Regions from separate parts of the Homo sapiens genome. Here region 2 is linked to region 1. A link is an interaction called in ENCODE POLR2A ChIA-PET data of the cell type or tissue named here. Cell type or tissue: GM12878. All regions are shown on one strand. Each heading gives the region's core, and the rest is flanking DNA. Links, peaks and the distances in the headings are about the cores only.

What was found. ChIA-PET counts read pairs that join two places held together with the same protein. Peaks named below come from ENCODE experiments on the same cell type or tissue, not always from the same donor. Only the 100,000 strongest peaks of a DNase experiment are listed, where the experiment ranks them.
Region 2: POLR2A ChIA-PET joins it to region 1 with 8 read pairs; 3 of 35 experiments call an interaction of 5 or more read pairs at or near these places.

Annotation. Positions count from the first base shown.
Region 1 is chr2:196,400,414-196,405,823 of GRCh38, forward strand. The region is part of intron 2 of HECW2 (HECT, C2 and WW domain containing E3 ubiquitin protein ligase 2); the gene reads right to left. Among named protein-coding and RNA genes, the nearest start is that of HECW2-AS1, 140 kb to the left of the region's middle. RefSeq lists an enhancer at 1-86 and a silencer at 4,571-4,761. In GM12878, for the core only: no CTCF peak of the experiment used is centred there; no DNase peak of the experiment used is centred there; H3K4me3 peaks cover 1,128 bases; H3K27ac peaks cover 883 bases.
Region 2 is chr2:196,176,054-196,181,463 of GRCh38, forward strand. It overlaps a transcript of STK17B not described here. Among named protein-coding and RNA genes, the nearest start is that of STK17B, 7.2 kb to the left of the region's middle. RefSeq lists an enhancer at 248-507. In GM12878, for the core only: no CTCF peak of the experiment used is centred there; no DNase peak of the experiment used is centred there; H3K27ac peaks cover 979 bases.

The DNA.
Region 1 (5,410 bases), core at 1,229-3,728:
TTGAGTGAAAAGATAAGCTTAGGTATTGTATTAAAATCAAGCCCTTTGACTGAAACAGGATAGCCTAGAAATAGTTCAGAAGCACGGGATACTTGAAACTTAAAATGTGCTTTCAAAGAGGTTATTTTTATAAACCAAATATGCACAGGAAATTTTGTTGTTCTACTCCTATTCCATAGCCTAAAGATCTGTATTGTCCCAGCACAAAGACCTTCTTGGACTGAATCCCAGTCACAGCTGGTTTACTTGAAAATCATGAAAACCTTACTAAACATCATCTTGTTCCAGAAAGCATATTCTTATAAAGATGCTTTCACTCACCTACATTTCTCCATTTCCAAGACCAAATAGTGACTCTTTTGCCCTCTCCTCTCTCTGAGCCACTAACCCCCATTCCCACAAAATGCAAAAAAAAAAAAAGAGCTAAAATAATTTCCATGTCTTGTATTCAACTTGTGTCTACTTAAAATATAAATTTTAAATTTATACAAAACCAAAAAGAGTTATAAAACTTCATCTGTGATATATGCCCTAATCATTCAGCAGACTTGTAATTCCTATCATTTGAGAAACTTCTAATTTATTTCGTTTCATGATTAATAACAGACTTCCGGAAACTGAAACAACATTTCTGTAGGGATATTTATCAGTATGTCTCAAATTAAATGCGCACATTCTTTGCCTCAGCAGTTTCATGCCTAGAAATTGTTTTTTGAAATACTGACACAAATGCTCAAAAATGTAAGTGTAGGGATGTTTACTGCAGCACTATTTGTAATATCAAATATTAAGACCAACCCAAAGGACCATTAATAGGGTAATGGTTAAAGAAATTATAGTACAAGCATATTAAGGAGTACTATCAAGAAGTTATAAACAATGAATATTGAGATGGATTGATGTCTAAGGCATATTGCAAAGTAGAAGCAACTATTTACAGAAGAATGCATATAACATAATACATTTTTGTTTAAAAGTACACTTGTGCATATGTGTTTCTCTGTGTGTATTATTATATATAATCCACCATTAACACTTCTTTCCTTTGGTGAAGAAAGGGAAACAATTAGTATTATTTGAAATTTTATGAAAAATACAATACTCTTCTGGAATTTTTAAATAGAATTTTTCTTTAAAAACGCTACCTCAAAAAATATGGATCAGTTGTTCTTTTTGTCAAATATTTCAAAATATTAGGTTCAGGTGACATATACCTTTCACAGATGTTTTATATACACAGGAGTGAATACACAGTCAGGGTATATATTCATCCTGTATATCACACAGATGTGAATATTCAGGATGTTTTAAAATGAACATTTAAAGAGCTTTCATTTATAATCTTAGAGAAAAAATTTTTACTAATGAGAATATTTTCTTCACCAATATGATTTCCAATGGAAAACAAAATCCCTCAGATAAGTTAAGACATGGAATCAAGGACCTACTATGTTCTCAAATGGAGAGGGTACCAAAAATAACTAGGCGTCATAAGAAGGGAAACTTGCCAGGCGCGGTGGCTCACGCCTGTAATCCCAGCACTTTGGGAGGCTGAGGCGGGCGGATCACAAGGTCAGGAGATCGAGACCATCCTGGCTAACATGGTGAAACCGTGTCTCTACTAAAAATACAAAAAAATTAGCCGGACGTGGTGGCGGGCGCCTGTAGTCCCAGCTACTCGGGAGGCTGAGGCAGGAGAATGGCATGAATCTGGGAGGCGGAGCTTGCAGTGAGCCGAGATGGCACCACTGCACTCCTGCCTGGGCAACAGAGTGAGACTCTGTCTCAAAAAAAAAAAAAAAAAAAAAAAAAAGAGGGAAACTTGCCATAATAAGTTACTAAAGGAAAAAAGAAATGACAAGCTTTAGCTCAGAAATTTGATAATTGTGCAGCTATATACTGGCCCTTTAACAGACCTTGAGTTTCATTTCTGGGGGGATGGCTTGCAAGAGATTTACTTTTTATTCTTAGTCAAAGAAACTTTGAAATAGTTGTCTAACATGGGAATAAGAGTGAGAGACTCTGAGCCATTAATAGTGTGCATGGTGCACCTCCACATCATGGGTTACTTTGGCTACTTTTCCTTCACTGATTCAGTCCCCCTGACAGATATTATGTTCCATAATGTTTCTCTGTTATTTATTTAACAGCTTTTTGTCAGTGTGAGTGATACAGCATATTCAATGATATATTTTTCATGGTATCTAATACACATTGTCACAGTATACCTTTAACAATAGTCCTGAAACTCAAAAAACAAACTGTAAGAGAACGAACAAAATTTCTATAGCTAACAATTTAATTTGGGAGGTCAAATACATACTTGGAAATGTGAATATTGTAAATCAAATAAAGTAATCAATTAACAAACAGATTCCTTGCCTTGGGAATTTTTTTTTTTTTTTTTTTTTGAGACAGAGTCTCGCTCTGTCACCCAGGCTGGAGTGCAGTGGCACGATCTCAGCTCACTGCAACCTCCGCCTTCTGGGCTCAAGCAATTCTTGTGCCTCAGCCTCCCGAGTAGCTGGGATTACAGGCGCGCACTACCATGCTTGGCTAATTTTTGTATTTTTCGTAGAGACGGAGTTTCACTATGTTGGCCAGGCTCATATTGAACTCCTGACCTCAGGTGATCCGCCCACCTTGGCCTCCCAAGTGCTGGGATTATAGGCATGAGCCACCACACCTGTCCACCTTGGGATTCTTATTCTTCTGTCATTCTTTCCACTGATGACCAATTTTAACTGTGCTGGGTAGGACACAGACATAGGCATAGAAAGAGCAAATAAGTACTAAATAGCCACAGGCTACTAAAATGTCACTCAACTAAATGCTGTATTTTGATACTGCATTTGACAGCTGACGTAATGTACAAGAAAGTATTTAACAGATACATGTTCAGGAACATGATCACAGTAATAAAGCAACAGATGCTTAAGTGTTTCTGCTTTCCACATAGGGTATCCATAGAGACTATTAAAAAGACTTCCAGGGAAAGGTAGGATCTGTCATTAAAAATGCATCTCCTCATATGAGAGATACAGTAAACACAAACCTTCAAGATGCCCATAATTTTTAATGTACTTTTAAAAAGACATTTATACTATGCAGCTCATTTCTGCAAAATGTGACTTGATTACAAAGTACTCAGTGGCTTACATTATTTATTTAAGAAGACTGAGTCACTTTCCTAAAGTTTTACAGCTAACCTAGTCTGTGAAAAAATTCTAAAGCTTAAAAGCTCTCAAGGAAATGAACCAAAACATTCTGGAAAATTCATTCTCTGCAGGGAAGATAATCGTGGCTATAAGACCAGTCAGCCTAAGGAAGTACACAGGGAAGAAGAATGACCTCATGTAACAGATCCTCAGATCTTTTGAAGGAAATAATAATAACAAAAAAGAACATGTCTGTCTTCCTGCTTAAGATATGTAGCAGAAAGCCAGACACTTCTTCAAGTATTCCTTCAGGTTGTATTTCAGGCCTGTTACATATTTCAGCATCACACTGCCAACCTTCTCTATAGAACCCAGAATTTCTTGTGAAATTATGTCACTGTGAGTGTTTTAGGCCTCACATTCATCTGAGAAAAACACTCTAGTAATATATAATGGAACCATGCAATGGCTATGGTTGGCTAACCATGTTATACTACATTTTTACTAAATGCAATTGAGTGCCAGAAAAAAGTCTTCTGTTTGAATCCATACAATAAAGAGCTTAGCAACTTGTAGTATCCACATAGGATACTCTTGATTTTTGTAATAATTGAGGAGAAACATGGCACTTGAGTTGGAGACTGGGCGTAAGTCCCATTACATGAACTTTAATAGTTAAAAAGCATAATTCTCCCTATGATTTGCCCCATGAATATATACTTACTTGCCTAAGCATTAGTCATGCCTCTCTCTGTCATGTCTGCTAGGATTCTGTAATAAAGAGATTCTTCAAAGTCTCTTCCTAGACCTTCTAGGAGAAGAAAATGATGTTTTTATTTCCCAAAACCCAGTAAGCTTGTCCTGACCAGCCAGGAAGGTTCAGAGGGTCTTCTACTGCCTCCCCTAGTCAAAGATCTGTAACTTCAGAATTAGTGTCACTTTTTAATTGTGGTGAAAGCCTCAAAATACATTAAACCCCAAAGAGATTTTCACTACTGAGATTTTTATCATCTTGGAAAATGTTTCCTGTCTTTTGGCACATTTCTGCATTCAAACATTTCCTGATCTTCCAGGTCACCAGTTCCAGTGCTCCCACTACAGAAACCCTTCCATCTCAAGCTCTCCAATCCACTTTTTCTCCATTAATCACCCCCAGTTATCAATTTCCTCCTTATCCTGCCAGATTCCCTGATCCATTCTTATAATCATCCTGTTGGTAATATTTCTTTTTTTTTCTTTTTTCTTCTCTTTTTTTTTTTTTTTTTTTTTTTGAGACATAGTCTCGCTCTGTCACCCAGCCTGGAGTGCAGTGGTGCAATCTCGGCTCGCTGCAAGCTCTGCCTCCCAGGTTCACGCCATTCTCCTGCCTCAGCCTCCCAAGTAGCTGGGACTACAGGTGTCCGCCACCACTCCCGGCAAATTTTTTTTTTTTTGTATTTTTAGTAGAGATGGGGTTTCACCATGTTAGCCAGGATGGTCTCAATCTCCTGACCTCGTGATCCGCCCGCCTCGGCCTCCCAAAGTGCTGGGATTACAGGTGTGAGCCATCGCGCCCGGCCCCTCCTGTTGGTAATATTTCTAACTCCATCTTCCGTCTCCCCTTCCACTGTACTCCCCTGGAAAAACCCAACAGTGATTAAACTAGCTACTACTTAAACCACACCTGCAGTCCAGCTGGTAGAAGAATAAAACAAAACCAAACACAAGCATGCTCATGAGTCTTACTTTAGACTCAGGACCACAAATCTTGCAGGGGACTCAATACTGCCAGGCAACTTTGCCACAGTGCTCTACATACGTGTTTCCTCACTTCTCCAGGTGACGATATCACATGTCTACCTCTCTCCTCTAGCTCCCCACCACTTTCAAATGCATAAAGAACAGAAGCAAACAGATTCACCTTTTCAATGCCACATCTACCACTCATCTGCCATACTTCTCTGTGTTCCCTTTTGCTCTTCTGGATGAAATGTCTCTGCTCCTGTTGAAGTCCAACCCCCCATCTTATGCTCTAAATCCCATCTGCTCACACCTTCCCAAGGATTTATCTCCAATAATTATCCCTCCTTGTGCACATCAATGTCATGTGGACAATGTCTACTAGATCATATTCATTAATGTGCAAACATACCAGATATCTTTACTTTGTTCTGAATTCTCCAGTAGGCATTCCCCATTGCTTTGTCCCCCTTCACAGCAAACTTCTTAAGGGAATTCTCTACAGCTGAAATACCCACTTCCTCACCTCACAT
Region 2 (5,410 bases), core at 1,755-4,254, 220 kb before region 1:
GTAATTTTTAAATTTATCTGAATCATCACTCCGATGATACAGGCAAGAGAAAGCAAACCTGTATCCCAACTGCATTCTCATAACCTGATAAGAGCACACCCTACAATATTTAAGGCACCCTCCTTCCACTCTGTCTTAGGGTCCATGTGGTTTCATCTGTCAGCTCTCTTACCTCAATGCATCACTGCTTCCTCTCCTTGGAGCCACCTGGCCGAACATCGCTGCCGCCCGCCCACAGAGCATCCGGCCACATTTTTCTGTCTGCAGTTTTCCTCTCCCAGGTGTCTACCACACGTTATTTAAGGTTGTGCTTCAGAGAATCCTTTATATTTGCAAACCAAAATATTCAGTAGAAACTACAGTAAAGTTGTAGAAGAGCTGCTATGCTCCAGCCACAAACACACCAGGCTCTAAAGTTCTACCTCGTGAGAAGCTGTGAGAGAGAAAGAGAAGATATATGTGTGGTTAAGTGTGTGACATCAGGCAGCCCTGCCTTCAAGTCCCAGTTCTGCCCATTCCTTGTTGTGTGATTTTGGGCGATCCTCAGTTTTCTCATCTGTGAAATGGGGATAATAATAATAGCTACCTCCATGAGATTGAAATGGGATAATGCATACTAAGAACAGTGCCTAACAAGAATAAACCCTTGGTTCTGTTCCTACAAGCTATTATTATTTACCAGTGCTTTGCCAGCTCCCCATGTGCACTACTGCGCCCTGTGACTAGCAAGATGCTCAAGACATTGTGGGTTCTATATAAATATTTGTCAAATGGCTTTATAAGATACTTTCGATTTTCCTCACATCTTATGGTTGATGCTAGTAGGGATCATTGGGAGAAAAATGTCATTGGAAAGGAAAGGGGAGAGGGAGGTGACTGCTTTTCCTTTCAGTATCTATCTGGTGGAGACACCCAAGTTCGGAATGAAGCTCTAAGGGTCAACAAATGGTGGAGTCCAGGGGGCCGTGTGAGATAAAGAAATTAGTCACTAGTGTTTAAAGGAAGTAGATATCAAGTGGTGCAAAGAAATAAATACAGGGTATAAATATAGGGTGCTGTCTATTTGATTTGAGTAGATAACGCCTACTAGCTCTCCCTAATAAATCTCTTCCTTTTTCACTTTGCTAAGAAACTTCCTCTGCCAACTGCATATACCATGAATGACAACCTGCTATCACATTCTCCAGGGTACATGGCAGGTACCCTTCCAGAAACCCTTCACGTAGTGAGTCTTCTTACAGCAGGCAGTAGCAGATATAGATAAGGCAGAGCCAACTTTTAATCCCCAGCAACTCCCTCATTAGGAGTGATCTTTGTGTCAACTGGTGTAAGGTGATAGCATGAACATTGAGAAGGCCAATCTACTCTGAAAGTTGAGCCATTTTGTGGCATAAAAGCATTAGTAATGTGGGAAATGGTACTATTCCTGATTATCACAGCATTCCTGACATTGAGAATATTCAAAGATTCTTGAATCTTTTTAGTAGTTGGCCTTTCCTTTAGATTTATAGAGCAGCATTTCATGGCTTCACTTTTACCGAAGAATCAGTAAGTTCAGAGCTGTTCAGAAACCTTTAAAAGGTCACAGATTATGAGAGAATGGTTCTGTAATTTACCAGCTGTGAGATCTTGACCAGGTTAGAAAATCTCTGTGCCTCTATTTTTCATCTGTAAAATGGAGATAATATACTTGCCTCATAGTGTACATGGCAACAACAGTTCATAAATAATGAAACTGGCACTGTTCTAAATGTGTTGCTTATGTTAATTCATCTAATGCTCACATCCTCCTATGAGTTACAGTGCTATATTTTCCTCCTTTAAAGATAAGAAAACTAGCCAGGCACGGTGGCTCACACCTGTAATCCCAGCACTTTGGGAGGCCAAGGCAGGTAGATCATGAGGTCAGGAGATTGAGACCATTCTGGCTAACATGGTGAAACCCCATCTCTACTAAAATTACAAAAAAAAAAAAAAATTAGCTGGGCGTGGTGGTGGCTTCTGTAGTCCCAGCTACTCGGGAGGCTGAGCCAGGAGAATGGCGTGAACCGGGGAGGCAGAGCTTGCAGTGAGCCGAGATCACACCACTGCACTCCAGCCTGGGCAACAGAGTGAGACTCTATCTCAAAAAAAAAAAACAAAAACCAGAAAACTAAGGGACGTGGAAGTTATATACTTGCTCGCAGTCATTCAAGTCCATCCTCTACTACACAGACTTTTTTTTTTTTTTTTTGAGACAGGTTCTCACTCTGTCAACGAGGCTGGAGTGCAGTGGCACAATCTCAGCTCACTGCAACCCCTGCCCCCCAGGCTCAAGTGATTCTCGTGCCTCAGCCTCCTGAGTAGCTGGGACTACAGGCGTGCATTCCACACCCAGTTTTTGTTTTTTTTTTTTTTTTTTAGTAGTGACAGGGTTTCGCCATTTGCCCAGGCTGATCTCAAACTCCTGAGCTCAGGCAACCCCCCTTCCCCCAGCCTCCCAAAGTGTCAGGATTACAGGCGTGAGCCACCACACTCAGCCTACACAGACTTTTACTGTGTGGATATTTAATAACTAGCTACTAACAAAAGAGCACACCTTCTTGGGTGTTTTATTCATCTAGTTCCTGGAGTCCTTGTTCTTTTCAGCCTTTTGTTTCTTCTCATATCTACCATTCCAAAATTGCTTTATTGTTAAAATAACTTTTCAAGTATATAAAAAATGCAAAGGGAGAGGGCTCAGAGTTAGAGACATCTGGTCGAAACTCCTGTTTAGCTTAATATAGATACAGATGTTTACATATAGAAATATTTATAGGTTATGTGTATATACATGGGTTGACATACACATGTATAGCTCCTTGCTCTGTTAGCTGAGGGTGCCTAAAAAGTAATGACACCTCAGAAACAACAGCATGCTTAGCACTGAGGTCTTAGTCTCTAATATCATTCTCCAAGAAAAGGAATCAAAGCTCCTTGGAGAAATGGCTGCTTCTGTGACTGAGGATGGAAATATACAGATGGGCCTGAAGTATCTTGTAGTCCAGAAAGAAGGAAGTGCAAGCGAACACCACCATGCAATTATGGGGGCATTCAAAGAGAAGGGAACCAGGAGCCAACTACAAGAGCTCACAATGGCCAAAGCTAGGACAATTTGAGCAACACAAGAAATAAAGCAGTAGTAGACTATAACCCAAAGTATAAAATAAATGTCTATGAATTCATACTGACATAAATAAATGGTTGAAAGAATAGACAAATCTTCCATACAGAAGAAATATGAGCAATTTATGCAGATACTCCACCCTCAAGTCGGTGGAGCATAACTCCCCACTCCTTAAGTGTGGGCTGCCCATAGTGACTTTCTTCCAAAGACTGAAATATAGGAAGAGATGGGGAGAAAGCACCTTTAGGGTGGAGAAACCTGACGAAACCTACCTCAAGCCAGATGATCAAGGTTAAGGTCAGTAGTCATAAGTCATAAGTCATGATGTTATGTATCCTTAATATAACATGATAAGTATGATACTTTGCCTGTGTAGTCTTCCTCCCAAAAACCCACAATCCCAGTGCAACCATCAGAAAATCATTAGGCAAATCCCAGTTGAGGAACATTCTATAAAATACCTGACCTATACTCCTCAAAACTGTCAAGGCCATCCAAAACAAGGGAAGTCTGAGAAATAATTACAGCCAAGAGAGACCTGAGGAGATGTGACGACTAAGTGTAGTGTGGTATGCTGGGTGGGAACCTGGAATAGAAAAATGATGCTAGGCAAAAACTAAGGAAATCTTTATTTAATAATAATGTATTAATATTGGTTTATCAGTTGTGACAAATGCACCCTTGCTAATGTAAGATCCTATAATAAAAAGGGAAATTGGTTGGGTATGAATCTAAAACTGCTCTAAAATAAAAGGCTTTGTTTAGAAAAATGAATGAGTCTGCCATTGCTTTAAATATTCAAATTTAGAGAATGTAGAACTAATAAAATAATCAAAATATAGCCCTTCTATTATTTTTGCAGTCTATTAAAAACACCATTGTACCAGTAATTTGATGCAGGTTCAATCCAATATCAACCTCCAATCAAAATTTCCAAGTCAGATAAAAGTATATGTAATAGGAATCCAGAAAGAGATCCAGAAAATTGTGTTTCAATATTATGTATATCATCTGATTTTAATCACAAAGTGAATCTTTCATCTAGCATGTTGCCTGCCTCTCCTTTAATTTCTAATATGGTAAGTATTGAGCATACTAACCATGTCCTATGGACTATACTTACTAGATTACCATATTTACCATTACTTATCTACGTAGATATAACCTGCATCAACCAAAACTCTTTGAGGTCCTGAGTAATATTTGAGTGTAGAAGTTTGAGAACCAAACAGCTTGAGAACCACTATTCTCATCATAGTGACCGATTTCAAGTCTTTCAAGACTGGGACATTTGTTACTCTATGGCCACCCTGTATCTTAACCCCATCAGTGTTTAGAGAATTCCTCACCTTTTGAGTCCATGACAGTGAAAGTGACAAATATACTCCTTGTAGCTTGGGAGGAACAATTACCTTAGGTTCTATCAACCAATCACACATATGCACTTGAACCTTTGAATCTGGAGCTAGTAAGTCTGGGCCATGAAGAATGCTGAGACGGAAGGAGCAATCAGGCCCTGGAAGCAGCAGGTCTAGTGGCATCTCCAGTGTCCACGGCACAAGCTGCAGTGTAGAATCCTGAGTTTGGGCAATAGTGTCGTCATCTTCCCCTGAACAATCCACAGACATGACTTTGGATGTTTTTCCTAGTTATCTTGTCCTAACTTTGGTTCTCCAGCCTGGATCTCCTTTCTATGAACTACTCAATATCCTTTAAATACATTGTTTTTCAGCTTCAGATATCCAGAGATGTTTAGTTGCTTGCAATTAAGAACTCTGACTGGTCCTATGAAAAACTGATTTCTTAGTTAGCTTCTGTGGTTATATATTTTGACCACTTTTATATTAATCAGCCTTTCTGAAATTCTACAAATAAACCATGGTTAACCAAAATAAAAAGAAAGCAAAATAAATGTACCCTTTGTTTTATCTGCCATAGAAAACGAACAACAGCCAGGCACGGTGGCTCATGCCTGTAATCCCAGCATTTTGGGAGGCTGAGGCAGGAGGATCACTTGAGGCCAGGAGTTTGAGACCAGCCTGGGCAACATGGTGAAACTGTCTCTACAAAAATAAATAAATAAATAAATAAATAAATAAATTAGGCAGGCATGGTGGCATGCGCCTGTAGTCCTAGCTACTCAGGAGGCTGAAGAAGGGGGACTGCTTGAGCTCTGGAGTTCAAAGTTGCAGTGAGCTATAATTGTGCCGTTGCACTCCAGCCTGGGCAACCCTGTTTAAAAAAAAAAAAAAAAAGAAAAAAAGA